Regions from separate parts of the Homo sapiens genome. Here region 1 is linked to region 2. A link is a loop called in an ENCODE intact Hi-C map of the cell type or tissue named here. Cell type or tissue: HCT116. All regions are shown on one strand. Links, peaks and the distances in the headings refer to the core of each region. The heading gives the core; the rest is flanking DNA.

Evidence for each region. Hi-C counts contacts between places; a loop is a spot of excess contacts. Peaks named below come from ENCODE experiments on the same cell type or tissue, not always from the same donor. Only the 100,000 strongest peaks of a DNase experiment are listed, where the experiment ranks them.
Region 1: it touches region 2 in a loop (5-fold over the local background); 3 of 110 quality-filtered maps call a loop at or near these places.

Annotation. Positions count from the first base shown.
Region 1 is chr17:46,730,102-46,738,432 of GRCh38, reverse strand. All of the region lies in intron 17 of NSF (N-ethylmaleimide sensitive factor, vesicle fusing ATPase), which reads right to left. It also overlaps a transcript of LRRC37A2 not described here. Among named protein-coding and RNA genes, the nearest start is that of WNT3, 84 kb to the left of the region's middle. RefSeq lists an enhancer at 5,048-5,824. In HCT116, for the core only: no CTCF peak of the experiment used is centred there; a DNase peak (open chromatin) is centred at 4,076.
Region 2 is chr17:46,831,979-46,840,301 of GRCh38, reverse strand. LOC101929777 (a long non-coding RNA gene) reads left to right here and starts at 7,200. Exons shown (of 3, transcript XR_429986.3): 1 at 7,200-7,538. It also overlaps a transcript of LRRC37A2 not described here and a transcript of WNT9B not described here. RefSeq lists enhancers at 6,654-7,301, 7,302-7,949, 7,950-8,323. In HCT116, for the core only: a CTCF peak has its summit at 4,251 (motif pointing right); a DNase peak (open chromatin) is centred at 4,241.

The DNA.
Region 1 (8,331 bases), core at 270-8,269, 100 kb after region 2:
CTTAAAAAAGGCTAAAGTATAATAATTGATATTTAAAGAGGTTAAGCTTCAGTCATTTAGAAAAAATGAAGCCTATAATTTCTTATGAATTTCTATTCTTCCCTCCAGTGAAACTATGCCATATGAAGCCTAAGATAAGTACACAGAACATATCCTCAAATTCTCAAGTATCATATTGTACGTTAATTAAAAAAATTTAGGCTGGGTGTAATGGCTCACACCTGTAATCCCAGCACTCTGGGAAGCTGAGGTGGGTGGACTGCTTGAGCCCAGGAGTTTGAGACCAGCCTGGGTAACATGGCAAAACCCTGTCTATACAAAAAATATAAAGATTAGTCAGGTGTGGTGGTGTGCACCTGTTGTCCCAGCTACTCCAGGGGCTGAGGCGGGAGGATCAATTGAGCCCAGGAGGTAAAGGCTGCAGTGATTGAGACTGCGTCACTGCACTCCACCCTGGGCAACACAGCAAGATCCTATCTCTAATAATAATAATAATAATAATAATAATAATAATAATAATAATATGCTAATTTTAGCATACATAAATCCTTCACCTTCTCTCTCCATTGCTGCAGCGCTTGAATTCCTTAGCATGGCACAATGGCCCTGACTAAATCTCCCTTTTACTCATCTTTCAAGACCAGGATCCGAAACTACTATTTGTGAATGATTTGCACATCTTCTCAGGTAAAATGGACCACACTTTCCTTTATGTTCCACTGGAACCACGTAACATATAAAACCTAACTCTATGCATCATGTTTTCACATCTTTCTCCCACCCTGGATTGTGACAGGGACACCAGTTAGCTTCTGCATGGATCAGAAAACACACACACACACACACACACACACACACACGCACACACACCCTAGGTGAACAAATTAGAAAAAAGCAATCATCTGGGTGAGTGCAGCCACCCTTGCTTCCTTCCCCAAGCCCCAGCACCTCGTATGAGCTAAAAGGCACCCTCTTCCTCTTGTTCAGCGTTAGGGTTGCTAGAGAAATACCTGAGTATAAGTCTGACCAAAATATGGGATATGCTGATGCTAAAAAATTATGTGATGTTTTTCTGAAATTTAAATTTAACTAAGTATCCTATATTCCTATCTGCTAAATCTGGTAACCTTACTCAGGGCAGATTCAGTCCCAAACCAGGGTGGACTCCTTGGTGGGCAGCATGTGGGCTGGATGTTAACCTTCATTTGCTACTTGACCTGTGCCCACCTTGTGCACAAACTTCACAATTGAACAGTGTTCTTGGACTATGAGCCATCTGAGGGCAGGTACAATGTCTTATTCATCTTTTTATCTCTATACTGAGAAGGATTTCTTAAATGTACATCTAATAAAAGCAGATGTTCCTTAAAGAAATGTTTTAAACTTCTATGTCAAAAGAAATATTTTTGGTGAAAAAGAAACTTCCGATCTCCTTTCAATGAAGCTTAAGACAATCGTTACCATCTACCTTGGTCAACTTTAGTCACACTGGCATTCAACCATGGTAAGTTTAGATGGGGAGCATGGCACTGAGCCAAGTGCCAGGTGGGTTTCCCAGGACAACTGTGAGAGTTAGGAGGCACTTGCACACTTTTACTCCAAAACCCACAGCATATTTCAGATATTCAATTAAATCTTAAGTCATAAAAAGAACAAGGTTAAAAATATATTATACATAGACAAGCTTAGATACAAAGGTAGTCTCATTTAACCCTAGTGGTTAGCAGCAAATTAGTACCAAAGCAATGGAATTAAGGAATTTTTGACAGTTATACTGCTAAGTTAAAAATAATTGTATACACATTTTTTATTTTTTCCTGATTATCAAAGTAACATATGCTTATTGTAGAAAATCTATAAAGTACAGGAAACAATAAAGCAAAATAAAAAAGAAATCACCTATAATCCTACCATCCAAGATTAACAGGGTAAGGAGTAGAGGGAGGGCCAGGGCTTCTGGCCATTGTGAGATCCCCAAGGACACAGGAAATCTCCAAAGATCTGCATTCTTGTTTCTGGGACAGAAAGGTAGGAAAGAAACTGTGAAGCACCACTTTGTTGCACCATGAGTTAGGAGAAAAGGGGAACTTCAGCCACAAGCAACAGGTGGTGGCAGGGAAAGGAAGCAGGTGGGCCAGTCCCTGGAGGCTGAAGACAAGTGTGACCTGGTGGTGGCCTACTGATCTTGGCAATTCCTGTCTCCACTTCCTACTTCTTTCTACAACAGGAATCCCTAATCCCCAGACAAGAGTATTTGTCTTAGGATGTAGGAAGCTTCTAAATTTCAGTGAATGAGAGATGGGGAAGCAGGTTTCTTTTCCCAGTACTGCAAATGAGGGAAGTTGGGTTCAGGCATTCCAAAGTGGGAGCTCTGAACTCACTTCCTATGGAAACTTCCTCTATATAGCAGTTATTATACGTTCTTCAGTTTTCCTATCTTACAAGCTGAAAAGGTTCTGTGGACTATCCAAAGGCAATTCTTTTTTTGAGACAGAGTCTCACTCCATCCACCCAGGATGGAGTGCAGTGGTACAATCTCAGCTCACTGCAAACTCCGCCTCCTGGGTTCAAGCAATTCTCCTGCCTCAGCTTCCCGAGTCGCTGGGATTACAGGTGCACACCACCACGTCGAGCTAATTTTTGTATTTTTAGTAGAGATCGGGTTTCACTATGTTGGCCATGCTGGTTTTGAACTCCTGACCTCAAATGATCCACCTGTCTCAGCCTCCCAAAGTGCTGGGATTACAGGCATGAGCCACTGCGCCTGGACAGCTCATGTAGTCCACCAGTTTACAAAGGGCTTCACTACACATTATCTTAGCTGACCCTCAACAGAGTAGGTAACACATGAGGAATTATCTCTATTTTACAGATGAAGAAATAGACACCAAGAAATTAAGGGACGTTCAAGGCTATAATGCCAGATGATATCTGAGCTAAGACATAGGTTTCTTTTTTTTTTTTTTAAACCTCAAGTTCAATACAAAGAGTAAGTTCTACAGAAAGGGTGCTCTTAACTAGAGTCATGGCACCCATGGACTACTACGACGTTATAATCCCCACCTTTCAAAAGCTAATGTAATGCCACAGTAACTTATTTAAGGCAATGGATCTGGAAGAATACATTCTAGCAATGAAAAAATATTTCGTCTCAACACTATTAGCATTTCTCTGATGATTAAAATTTAGATATTTAATTTTGAGTTATCAGAAAATGGCATATATATCTTATAATTTATTCTGGTATTAATATCTACTATAGATGTGCTCTACCAAAACCAAAACAAAACCCTATTTTGAAAATTTGATTTTATTCAGCAGATATCTGTAGCAATGTTTTATAAAATAATTTACTTCACTGTTTTTTGTTGGTTTTGTTTTTAGAGACAGAGTCTTGCTCTATCACTCAGGCTAGAGTGCGGTGGTAAGAATCAGCTTCCTGCGGTCTTGAACTCATGGGCTCAAGCGATCCTCCTGCCTCAGCCTCCTGAATAGCTGGGTCTACGGATGCTCACCACCACATTCGACTAACTTTTTTTTGTAAAGACTGGTCTTACTATGTTGCCTAGGCTGGTCTCGAACTCCTGGCCTTAAGCAATCTTCCTGCCTTGGCCTCTCAAAGTGCTAGGATTACAGGCGTGAGCCACAATGTCTGGCCTATTTCACTGTTTTTGATACATTTGAAATTAATCTACATATATATGTACTATATATATATGTTCTTTAATACTGTCTATCTATGTAGTCCACAGGTTTACAAAGGGCTTCACTAGGCATTATCTTAGTTGATCACTATACATTCACTATACATTATCTTTCTGTCCAGAAAACAAGAACACAGATCTCTGGAAATTTCCTTTGTCCTCAGAGATATGTATATATACACACACACATGTTCAATCTACAAAGGACTTTCCAAGAAAATCTACTATACTAAGCAAAGTATACCTAAAGAGAGTATTATAAATATAGTAGGTATCTAATGTCACTGACTTACTAAGAAGGCCACTAAACTGTCAAGCATCATTTTTTTTTTTAGATAAAAGAAATGAAGCCCAATGCAAAAGTCACCACATCAGTGGATTAAAATTAATGTGTCTGGCAAAATGACTAAGCCTCTTTCCTAAAGTGGTTATATATCTTATTGAGTCATATCATAGTCATTAGCCAGAGTTAATTTTGAACAAATAGATGGAGAGATACTCATGTTTAGGCCTGCATGATTTGGAGTCTCTTCCATTATCTGCTTATTTCACTAAAGCAACCCAAAGCCTAAAGAGTTGCTTAATATTATCAAGATACCAAGATGTCCTATAACCATATCTGAAGTAAGACTGCTAAGATGTCATGTAAGGACTACATGAAAGCAATGTTGTCTAGAGACTGCTGATGTTAAAAACAAAACTCATGCAGAAACAAGTGTGTCTACCCAAGTCCCCATCCTGAGAATGCTGACAGTTTCTTATTGGTCCACACCTTAGGTCCTCCAAGCTTTAAGCTGTATTTCTCTCTTATTAGGTAATATTCCTAGGTGTCAGAGCAGCGAGGAAGTTACTATTCTCAACAACATCATAAAATTTAGCCAGAACACTAATAACTGTTAGGTCTGAGTTCTACTTCAGTAATACTGCTATGACGTTGGAGTGGTAATTCTTCTTTTGTAAAAGTTTAAAGTTTCCAAAGAGTTTTCCAATCGTTGAGCTTCAAATGAGTTATACCTGGACTAAGATATCAATTCCTGCCAGCTGTTGGGAAGGCTAGAGCCCTGGCCAGTTGTGAGTGGCCTCATCCACTTACCCAAGTGTATCATCAGATGTTATCATTTTGTATGCACCATAATCTAAAAAGGTTGGGAAGCACTGAACTGAGGAAGGATTGCTCCTCCATAAATTACGAGGCTACCCTGTTACATACAGATGAGGTTTTCCAATTTGATGCACAAAAGTGTCAAACCCAGCATTAAACAGTGAGGTTAATAGGCTTAACTACTCTCACACTTGTTGAGGAAACTGGGGAATCATGTCATTTTACAGCCCAAGGAGTTCCTTTTCAGACACTCTGTCTCCCAAAAAGAAAAAAAAAAGAAGGTGGCAGAAGAGATCTATGAGGAAAAATCAAGCCACTGGTCCTGCAGGCTGCAGGAAGAGTTACCTGGCCTTACCACTCACTACCGCTTCCTCCTTGACATTAAGACCAAGGCTTTCATCCTCCTGATCTTGAAAAGCACATTCCCCTCAACTTCCATAAATCTGCAAAACTTGAAAAGAGCCCCAGTGTCATCAAGTAAAAGAGACGGCGTTAGGAATCTCACTGGAAGGAGGGGTGTCTTCAAGCCTCTCACTGCTAAGCCGGACATTTCCTAACACTGGACAAATTGTACGTCCAGCTCAGGGAGGGTGAACTGCAGTGGTCTTTTACCCTCCAAGCCAATTGTTAGCTTTTCACAGGAATCAGCAGGGAAGCACATGTGAAACCTCTGTGTGACAGTGAGCACCCCCATGCCTTGTGTGACTCTGCATGTAGATGAAGCAGGCTGGGAGCTTTCTTAGCTGCTGCTGCTGAGTTCTCAGAGAAGCCCTTTTTTCCGGCTTGGCTCCCTGCTGGGACAGCCCTTTTCAATTTTTCTATCCCCTCTCGATCTCTTCTCCTGCAGAACACAGGGAAACTTGATTGAAATAAAGACCTAGGGAACATGTTTTATTTTCTCCTGTTCAATCCATTTTAGAAAAGCTTTTAATTGGTTTTAAAAAGATGCTAAACAAAATGTGATGATGTTTTTCACTCTTCACGAACTGCAGATACCACTTTTTATACTTTCAAAGGGCTAATAAATCAATCATGAAATTAACTCTGCAGCTAAATTTAAAGCAAATCCACTGAATACCAGGTTCATTAAAAATCTATGCATTTACTTAGAAAAATTTAAAATTCAAAGAAAATTATCCTAGTAACTGAAATCTGACTTGAATTTTTAGTTCTACACTGAAAATCCAAGACCAAGGCAATCACAAAGGGAAAAAAGGAGGGCTTGGGAACCAGTTTTAATAAGCCAATTTACAAGAAGGGAGGGGGTGGTGGGGGAGGGGTGGAAGGAGAAAAGAGAATATCTGGATACATAACAACATAGTGCCCCTGAAGGGATTCTTTTATTTGAGCACGTGCACACATGCACACACAATTTTTCTGTGTGAAAGCTGGAAATACAACAAATGCAAAATTGAGGATTCTGTGACTGATATGATTACTGTAGTGTATATAAGTATAGTTCCTCCTTTTAAAGAAAAATGCTCACAACTTTTGTTTTCTTACCAGTAATAAATATTTTTCTATCACTCTATGCATTTCTACAATATTTAGCTGAATATACCTTTAATATTTAATTAAAAACATCTGAAAAAACTATATGCTAATGGTTTGACAAAGTGAATGCTTCCATTTTACAATGACTAATATTCTTAACACTTGGATCAGCCTGAAAATTTCCCCTTATTTTCTTGAGAGAATATAAACATTTTAAAAAGCAAGGTGGTATGACAAAGCACATTTTTATTTTGTTAAATACATGCCAACTAGAAATACTACAAATATTAATTTATCCTGTTACTGATTCATGTATACTGCAGGTAATCTGGCAGTCCAGGTCAGAGTCACCAAATTCAGATTAATGACCAGATGGTATTCCCTTCAGAGAGAACCCCTGCCATTTCCAATCACTAAGGCAACCACATCTCTTACTTCTTACATATTTCTATATTCTTCCTCTTCAGTCCTTAGATAAATTCACTCCATGTTCTTTTTAAATGATCCAATTCCTCTTTCTCCCAAGCTGGGCCACGTACCTTGGATGCTCACCCCTCACTTCTAACTCTATGTCTCCTTTCATCATTTAAGTAGCTCCTAAACCACTTCTAAAAAATGTAATCGCTTGAGATATGGTTCACAGAGCACACAGTTTACCCATTTAAAGTGTACAATTCAGTATTTTAGTATATTCACAGATATACACAACACCACCAAAATCAATTTTAGAGCATTTCTATCACCCCAAAAAGAAACCCCATACCCATTAGCAGTGACCCTCTCACTCTTCTCATTCTCCCCTCCCAGCCCTAGGCCATCCCAAATATATTTTCTGTCTTTATAGATCTGCCAGTCCTGGACATTTCATGTAACTGGAATCATCCAATATGTGGTCTTTTTGACTGGCTCCTTTTGCTTAGCATGTTTTCAAAGTTCATTCATGTTGTAGTATGTAATGGTACTACTTTTTTTTATTGCTGAGTAATATTCCATTATATGGATATACTAGATTTTATCAGATAAATGTTTAGTTATGAATAATGCTGCTATGAATACTCACATACAAGCTTTCATGTGGACATATGTTTTTCATTGCTTGTAGGTGTATACTTGGTGGAATAGCTGGGTTATATGGTAACTCTATGCTTAACCTCTTGAGGAACATTCTTACCAGCAGTGCATACAGGTTCCAATTTCTCCACATCTGCACCAGCGCTTGTCATTACCTGACTTTTTGATGATAGCCATTCTAGCAGGTATGCAATGAGTGGTATCTCACTATTGGTTCTGACTTGCATTTCTCTGATGACTAATGATGTTGAGTACCTCTTCTTATACTTGTTGGCCATTTGAACTTTACTTATTTTTGAATGTTTTCACTCTTATCATATCCTGTCTAAATATAAACTCCAGCAATATGAAAACACTTGAGCCCACTAAAATGAAAAGACACTGAAAAATTTTTTTTTGTTGATAAGGTATTTGTGAAGCATGTACGTATAAGCCTCTATGCCATTGGCTGTGAGATTTAAAAGCATAAGATAATGTTCCTTCCCTCAAAAATCTTACAATAAGTTTTACAACACAGAAACAATTATTCTTAAATCTTAGTGTGGCAGATCATTCGTTAATAGTTTCTGTTTATTTCTGTTAGTATCTACTTTGGATCACAAATGCTTCTCAGCCAAGGGGGTGTACCTCTGTTTAAATCAATGTGTATAGTATTTAACAATGTAAAGAACAAGAAGTATAAGATAGCACTGAAGTTAATCTTCCTTCTCCCAAGTGACTTTTAGCATAAATTATTTTCAGCTAAAAAAGAAGAACTATTTTAAGAGATAAATTTAAATGCCTAGAAAAAGTCTCACATTCTAATAGTTTTTATAATTAATATGCTGACATAAAGTTTTTTTGTGTGCATAATATATGTAGATGTTGGGGGTAATTATTTCTGTTTCAGCAACTTTAGATATATACGTTTACTTATTTATGAAAACATTGGAGGAATCATGATATATGTAGATAATTATT
Region 2 (8,323 bases), core at 1-8,000:
ATCCTGGCTAACACGGTGAAACCCCGTCTCTACTAAAAATATAAAAAATTAGCCGGGCGTGGTGTCGGGCACCTGTAGTACCAGCTACTCGGGAGGCTAAGGCAGGAGAATGGCATGAATCCAGGAGGCGGAGCTTGCAGTGAGCCGAGATCACACCACTGCACTCCAGCCTGAGAGACAGAGTGAGACTCCATCTCAAAAAGAAAGAAAGAAAGAAGGAATGAAGGAAGGAAAGAAAGGAAAGAGAGAGAGAGAAAGAAAGAAAGAAAAGAAAGAAAGAAAGAAAGAAAGAAAGAAAGAAGAAAGAAAAAAGAAAGAAAGAAGAGAAAGAAAGAAAGAAAGAAAGAAAGAAAGAAAGAAAGAAAGAAAGAAAGAAAGAAAGAAAGAAAAGAGAAAATGTGGCACATATACACCATGGACTACTATGCAGCCATGAAAAAGGATGAGTTCATGTCCTTTGCAGGGACACGGATGAAGCTGGAAACCATCATTCTCAGCAAACTATCACAAGGATAGAAAACCAAACACTGCATGTTCTCATAGGTGGGAACTGAACAATCAGAACACATGGACACAGGGCAGGGAACATCACACACTGGGGCCTCTTGGCGGGGGGGACTGGGGGAGGGAGAGCATTGGGAGAAATGCCTAGTGTAAATGATGAGTTGATAGGTGCAGCACATCAACATGGCACATGTATACCTATGTAACAAACCTGCACATTGTGCACATGTACCCTAGAACTTAAAGTATAATAAAAAAACATATATATATATATAAAGAATTTACAGCCTGTGCATGGCAGTCATGGCTGCCTTGACGCCTGCGTTGTGCCACAGCCATACAGCTTTGGGGCCCAGTGGCAGCTACCATACAACCTGATGCAAGTGTCTGAGAAAAAAGTGGACACCACGCCAGTGCTGCCTGGACCCGCCAGGGGCTAAGAGTGCCAAGGGTCAGGTACCCACAGCTGGTCCCATTGGCAGTGGCCACAAGGACAGAGTGTATGCTGGGTCGCATGGCCACAAACATATTAGCATGAGTTCAGAGCTAATAGAATAAGCATTCCATAAACATAACAATCATCTTTGAAACTCTTGGAAATTCACTTAAAATTCTTTAGAGGCCAGGTGCGGTGGCTCACGCCTGTAATCCCAGTACTTTGGGAGGCCGAGGCGGGCGGAACTCCTGAGGTCAGGAGTTCGAGACCAGCTTGGCCAACATGGTGAAAGTCTGTCTCTACTAAAAATACAAAAATTAGCTGGGCATGGTGGCGGGCGCCTGTAATCCCAGCTATTCAGGAGGCTGAGGCAGGAGAATGGCTTGAACCCGGGAGGAAGAGGTTGCAGTGAGCCAAGATCACTCCACTTCACTCCAGCCTGGGCGACAGAGTGCGACTCCGTCTCAGAAAACAAAACAAAATTCTTTAGAAAAGAAAACAAGCCCCTGGAAACCATTTTATATGGTGAGTAATCCCCTCTCTGTGCACAGGCCTCTATGCCAAATTATCTGTTTTTGTAAACCCGGATTTTTATGGACTGCATCTGCTTGAAGGCTGATATATGCTTATTAAAACAACCCAAATTATCTATGACATTTTACATATACGTGGATGTGTGTGTATATGTACTTTTTAAATTTTATTTTTAATTTTTAAAATTAATTAATTTATTTTGAGACAGGGTCTCGCTCTGTCGCCCAGGCTGGAGTGCAGTGGCGCCATCATGGCTCACTGCAGCCTTGACCTCCCAGGCTCAAGCGATCCTCCTGCCTTAGCCTCCTGAGAAGCTAGGATTATGGGCGAATACCACCATGCCCAGCTAATTTTTTCATTTTTTGTAGAAATGGGGTCTCAGTATGTTGCCCAGGCTGGTCTTGAACTCCTGGGTTCAGGTGATCCTCCTGCCTTGGCCTTCCAAAAAGTTGGGATTACAAGCATAAGCCACCACACCTGGCCTGTGATTTTTTTTTTTTTTTTTAAGGCAGGCCCCGTTCTATCTCTTCTGATCCACTGACCCACTCGGCTGTTCCTCACTTCTCCTTCCTTCCCTCCCCACCTTACCACCAATTATGTGATCCTGTTTCCACAGGGATGGCAAGAGCCTGAATTTTCAGCCAGATGTCTCAGAGAGAAAACAGTAGGGCCAGTGACACAGAGAAGGCTTTTGCTGTCTGTTGCCCCTCCCATGACTTCTGGGAGAAGTGAAGAGGGGGCAGAAAATGCAAAAGGTTCCTCCACCCCCTCAACACAGGGGTTGGAGCAATGGCCTAAAGTTGTCCCAGTACCTGCTCACTCCCTTGGGTGGAGAAAGACGGTGATGTACACGTGGAAAACGCCACCCACCCATGAAGCCCCTCTGAGTGATTTAGAAAGAGGTCCCTCCTCCTCCAGGCACTTTTTTCCCAACTGTCAGAAAACAATCACTGCAAATATGGCCGTGATGTGCACAGTGTCCTCATATGTGGTGTAACCTTTTGCAGTGCACAACATGCACAATTGTGCATATCAGCCCTGAAGGCATATACCAGGTCAGTCCTCTGCCTGGTGAGTGGGAAACTAAATCCCACTGACCATGAGCCATCCCTCCAAACCTTCCCCCAGGCACATTCCCAGCAGGGGCATCACCACCTTCCTGTGTTCCCAGCCTCAGTCCTTTGGAGTCACCCCAGACTCTCTGGGTTCACATCCCACCTCTAGCGTTTATTAGGACTATGACCTCGGACAGGTCACACAGCCTCCCTGGGCCACAAGTCCCTTATTTGTAAAACGAGGGTGGCAGCGGCAGCTCTTGCATGGGGTTCTAGTGAGGATTCGATGGGGAAACAAATGTCATACAGCAAGATGGTGGCCTGGTGCTTGCTGATTCCCCAACATCAGTCCCACCCTCCAGTCCCCCAAATATTCTCCCATTTATACTCCAAATTCTGCCTAAGAAGCATCTGCATTTGGCTCCATGAGTAGGTTATCAGGCCAGCCTTGTCACTGCAGGTGGAGTTTGGTTACATAAGTAAAGGGATGAAGGGGGCAAAACAAATATCATGTGAAATACTTGCAAGGTTCAGCCAGGCACGGTGGCTCACGCCTGTAATCCCAGCACTTTGGGGGGCCGCGGCGGGCAGATCACGAGGTCAAGAGATCAAGACCAGCCTGGCCAACATGGTGAAACCCCATCTCTACTAAAAATACAAAAATTAGCCTAGCATGGTGGCGAGTGCCTGTAGTCCTAGCTACTTGGGAGGCTGAGGCAGGAGAATTGCTTGAACCTGGGAGGTGGAGGTTGCAGTGAGCCGAGATCACGCCACTGCACTACAGCCTGGGCGACAGAGCGAGACTCTGTCTCAAAAAAAAGAAAAAAAGAAAAAGAAATACTTGCAAGGGTCCTATGCTGAGTTCTTCCTAAAGCAAAGGGTTCATTTACAAACCAAAATTGTAATCCCCCAAATTCTTTATTCACACATCTAGCTTTTTAAAAATAATTCCAGGGAGTTACTAAGCAGCATACTTGTGTGTCAACAGGACACAGGTCACCTGGTGGCTTCCAACCAAGACATCACCCCATGACCCTGGCCAACCCTGCTCACCTCCAGCCTGGCTTGCCAGGAAGGCCAGTCACTTTCTCCACAGTGGGTTTCATTTTATCAATGAATTTCCCAACATGCGGCATATTTAGCAAGTGAGAGGCACTGTGCTGATTCATTTCATTATCCTACTTATTTCTCCCAACTGCTTCAGAAATTGACATTACAATGATCACCTTGGACTGTTTCTAATCATCGACATTTACAATGTGACATACTTTTCTTCCTCTTATCAGTGTAAAAAAACACAAAGATATTCAAAGTGCTTACTTGTTTTTTGCCCTTGAAACCCCATTTCACATAGAAGCATGAAGAACCATCTCCACTTTCCTTCTGGGTCCATGAAAAGAGAAAGCATCCCTAGAAACCAGGCTTCATGAATGAAGTTCAAAAAACAGCAGTTCCAAGGAATGCAATTATGTCCCTGCAGCCCTGGATTTCCCTGGGAGCCCCAGTTGAATTCCAATATCACTTCCTCCGCACTCTTTTGGCTGCTTCCTTGGAAAGGGGGTAAGGGTTCAATATCAGGCGAATTTTAAGATCTGTGGTGAGGTGTTATTAATTGCCCCGCCACCACCACAACCGAGACACACACACACACACACACACACACACACACACACACACGTCAGCGTCTCTCCAGCTGCTGTTCCTGGGAGCCCCAGCAGGTGGCACTATGACCCTGACCATCCTCGCAGGCCCCATCCAGAATGTGTGGGCACAATAACTTTAAGGTCCAGGGTCTCCCAGGGGCCCAGAGGCAGGATCTCACCTCTGAGGAGCCCCACCAGGAGAGTCCTGTCCCAGAGAGAAGGGCCGGGTCTCCTGTCTCCACTCTTCTTTAGTGAAGGTAGCTCAACTTCCTGGTTAAGAAGCTAGGCAGGGGTGCAGAGGTGGGGAGTGAAGGGGGCTGAGGGGGCGCAGGCCCTCCTCCCTTCCCTCCAACCCAGCTGGATCTGTTCCTCATTGCATTAGGAGATGTATTCTCCCAACCCTTAACAACTCATCCCTAACCCACCTGACCACCAGCCCTGAGCTTTGGGGACAAATCTTGGCAACTGCTGAGGGCCACTGTAGGTCAGGAATGACTACACTGATGAGAAGCTAGAAGGCACAAAGGAGGAGGGGTAAGTCAGGGAGGCTTCCTGGAGGAGGTGAGGGTGGACCTAAGAGATTAACTCATGGTCACCTCATTAAGAATAAGGGAGACTGGGCTGGGCGTGGTGGCTCATGCCTGTAATCCCAGCACTTTGAGAGGCCGAGGTGGGTGGATCACGAGGTCAGGAGATCGATACCATCCTGGCTAACACGGTGAAACCCTGTCTCTAATAAAAATATTAAAAATTAGCTGGGCGTGGTGGCGGGTGCCTGTAGTCCCAGCTACTCGGGAGGCTGAGGCAGGAGAATGGCGTGAACCCGGGAGGCGGAGCTTGCAGTGAGCCGGGATTGTGCCACTGCACTCAAACCTAGGCAACAGAGTGAGACTCTGTCTCAAAAAAGAAAAAAAAGAATAAGGGACAACATGGCAAGACCTCATCTGTCTACTAAAAATAAAAAAAAATTAGCCAGGTGTGGTGGTGTGTTCCTGTAGTGCCAGCTACTCAGGAGGCTGAGGTGGGAGGATCACTTGACCCCAGGAGATGGAGGCTACAGTGAGCACTGATCGCACTACTGCGCTGCAGCCTGGACAACAGAGCGAGATCCTGTCTCCAGAAAGAAGAAGAAGGAGAAGGAGAAGGAGAAGAAGAAGAGAGACTGAGGGCCAATCTAGGGAGTTTGATGCTGCCTGGGGGAGGAACACTGACAGGTGAGCTCAATGGCCATTTTTTGGAATGCTTCTGGGGGTAAGGTGGGCCTCCAGAGACTCTTCCCTGAACAAGCTAGAGAAACAGAAGCCACAGACTCTAAGAGTATATTAGCGTGGGGGAAGCCCTTGAGGAGCTGGCCAGGGGTTCTGAAGGAATAACAGGGGTGCTGAGTTGTGAGAGGGCAGAGGGAACCTTCCAGGTTAAAACTGGCTCCTCTGCATGGGGGAGGGGTGTGACAGAGGACAGGGAAGGGGAGGAGGCAGGCGAGAAGGACCAAGCCTGTGCCCAGCCTCAGGGACAGGGCTGAGCCCCTACCTACAGCCCAGGAGGTATATTTGCTTGCTAGAGTTGACCGTTCTTGAGATGAAATCAGGGGCAAGCCAGCGAGAGGAGCTTTCCACTCAAGGAGCTCCGTACCCCCTGTTGTAAAGCCCAGCCATGCCTCGGCAGGCCTAGCAGAACTTGCCAGGTGCCCTAGTGGGCTCCTTGGTGGCCTAACTCTCCATCTCCTAATGCGCGCCCTCCCCAGCAGCCTGCCCTCTCCCAGAGGCAGAACCCAGAAGGCCTCCCTCCTGCGATCAGACCCAGGCACCACCTGCTTCTCCAGCCACTGCCCAGGACACCACTTCCCCCTGAGAGTTGGCAAATCCGTCGTTTTGGTTACCACCTCATGGAGATTCAGCCCCTCTGGAAGTAAGACATTTTCTTTTTTTATTTTTTGAAACAGGGTCTCACTCCATCGACCAGGCTGGAGTGTAGTGGTGCCATCCTAGCTCACTGCAACCTCAAATGCCTGGGCTCAAGCAATCCTCTCCCCTCAGCCTCCCGAGTAGCTGAGACTGCAAACACATGCCACCACACCTGACTTAGTTTTAAATTTTTGCAGAGACAGGGTCTCACTATGTTGCCCAGGTTGGTCTCAAACTCTTGGCCTCAAGTGATCCTCCTGCCTCAGACTCCCAAGATGCTGGGATTACAGGTATGAGCCATTCTTGATACCTGGGATGGGACATGGTCCAGAATGGGGACAGGAAAGACTCCAGAACTAGCAGAACCACACACTCCAGCCAGAAAAAGAGGCGAAGGAAGTTGAAGGAAAAGCAAGCCTCCCGATCAGGAGCCCCCAGCAGTTTCTAGCAGGCAGACTGGCTCACTTCTTCCCCGGGCAGGCCTGTTTTCCAGGACGCTCACTCACGTGGGAAACAGCTCAGTGCACACATGCACTGAGTCAAAGCTTTCTTGGAAGATACAGTGATTTCTTGATTTTGTTAGAACTGACTCACACACACCCTCACTCACTCCATGAGCCAGGGAAGCAGGGCTGCCCACCACACTGAGCAGGAGACTGGGGTTTGAGTTTGAGCTCAGGTCGGCCTCCAGCAGTGTCTCGGAAAGCTCAGAGAGAAGTCAGGCAGTGAGGTGACCAGATGGGGAGTCGGGGTGGGTTGGCTGTCCCTTCCTCCCTAACACTCACCTTCTGATTCTTCTTAGAGGGCTGGTAAGGCTCCCAGGACTGGCATTCAGGCCTTGGCATGCCAGAGGATCAAAAGAAACTGCCCGTCCTTTCATGCAATTGATACAAGAAGCAACAGAAATTGCAGCTTGCTTTCAGTGGGACGTTAGAACTTGTGGAAGGAGCCATCACCCAGGGAGCTCAGCTGAAGCGTCAGGGCTCAGGCCCAGCTTCCACGCACATGCTGCTTCCCGGTTTGCTGACGTCCTCTGTGCTGAGAGCACCATGTCACTCCTCAGCTGACATCACTCTGGATTGGCAGCCAGGGCCATGAGCTCGTTTTGTCAACAACCCTCCCCCTCTTTTTGCTCTTTCCTGGCTGTGTGGTGGACTCTTCAGGGACACAGCAGTCACTGCGCTGCAGGGACAGTCCCCAAGTGCCAAGGCACAGCCTAAAGGGGCCTGTTCCCACCATGGCATCCGTGACAAGAACCAGGAGCCAGAATGCAGGTTTCTGGGACTTGTCAGCTCCCTTCTGAGTGCCCTGTTGAGGATTCCTAGAAGTCCAGACACCTCACCCCCCTAACCTGGATGGACCACGCAGAGCCAATAGGAATACTTTTCTGTGGACGTGCCATGTTGGAATCCCAGATCTCCCTGCCCTGCCAGCCCCTGCCAGCTTCCTGGGGACCCAACTGGTGAGTTTCACCCCCAAAGTGGCTGCGACATTGGAAGGCCAGGGCCACCCCTGCCTTTTCCATTGCTCGGCAGCTCAATCGTTCATCCATAATCCCCAGGCGTGGAGGCAGGGCTGGGGGCTCAAGGGGCTCTCGGTGCAGCGGCAGGGGCGGGGGCAGGGGCTCCCCTAACTGCAGAGGCTAGCCTTACACACCCAGCAACACATGTCCCCCTTTATGGCCCGGGCTTTCTCTCGGTGCTTAAAGCCAACTGTGAAAAGAGCAGGGCTGATTCTGGCTGCCTGGCCGTTTCCTGGCAACAGGCCTGGCAGGAGGTCTTTCTTTCTCCCCCCAACCTCCCTTCTCTCCTCCACCACCCCCCTCTCTCTTTTCCCCCCTGTGTCTTGTGTTGTGTATCATTAAAACTTCCCTCCCAGCCACTTCGCAGCCAACAACCAGGCCCTTCTGGGGCTAGTTCCCTCCGGGCAGCTCAGCCGGCCCGGGGTGGGGGCTCCGAGGGGTCAAGGCCCCCAGAGAGGAGGCTTTGTGTTCTGGAACCAAGGCTTAAACTCAAGTTGGCAACCTTTGGCACGTTTGTGAGGGGCAGCCACCAGCACCCCCTCTGCAGGCACCTCTTCCTTCTCTGTCTTCCTCCCCCACCTTTCAGGGTCTCGGTCTCTTCCTTTAGTGCCTGGAGCCTGCCAATAGTGCCACTGGGCACTGCCCAAAACCACGCGGGCCTCACGAGGCTGGGCATGGACAACCCTTCACCTAGGAGGACAAGCCTCTGCTGAAGGCTGGGGTAG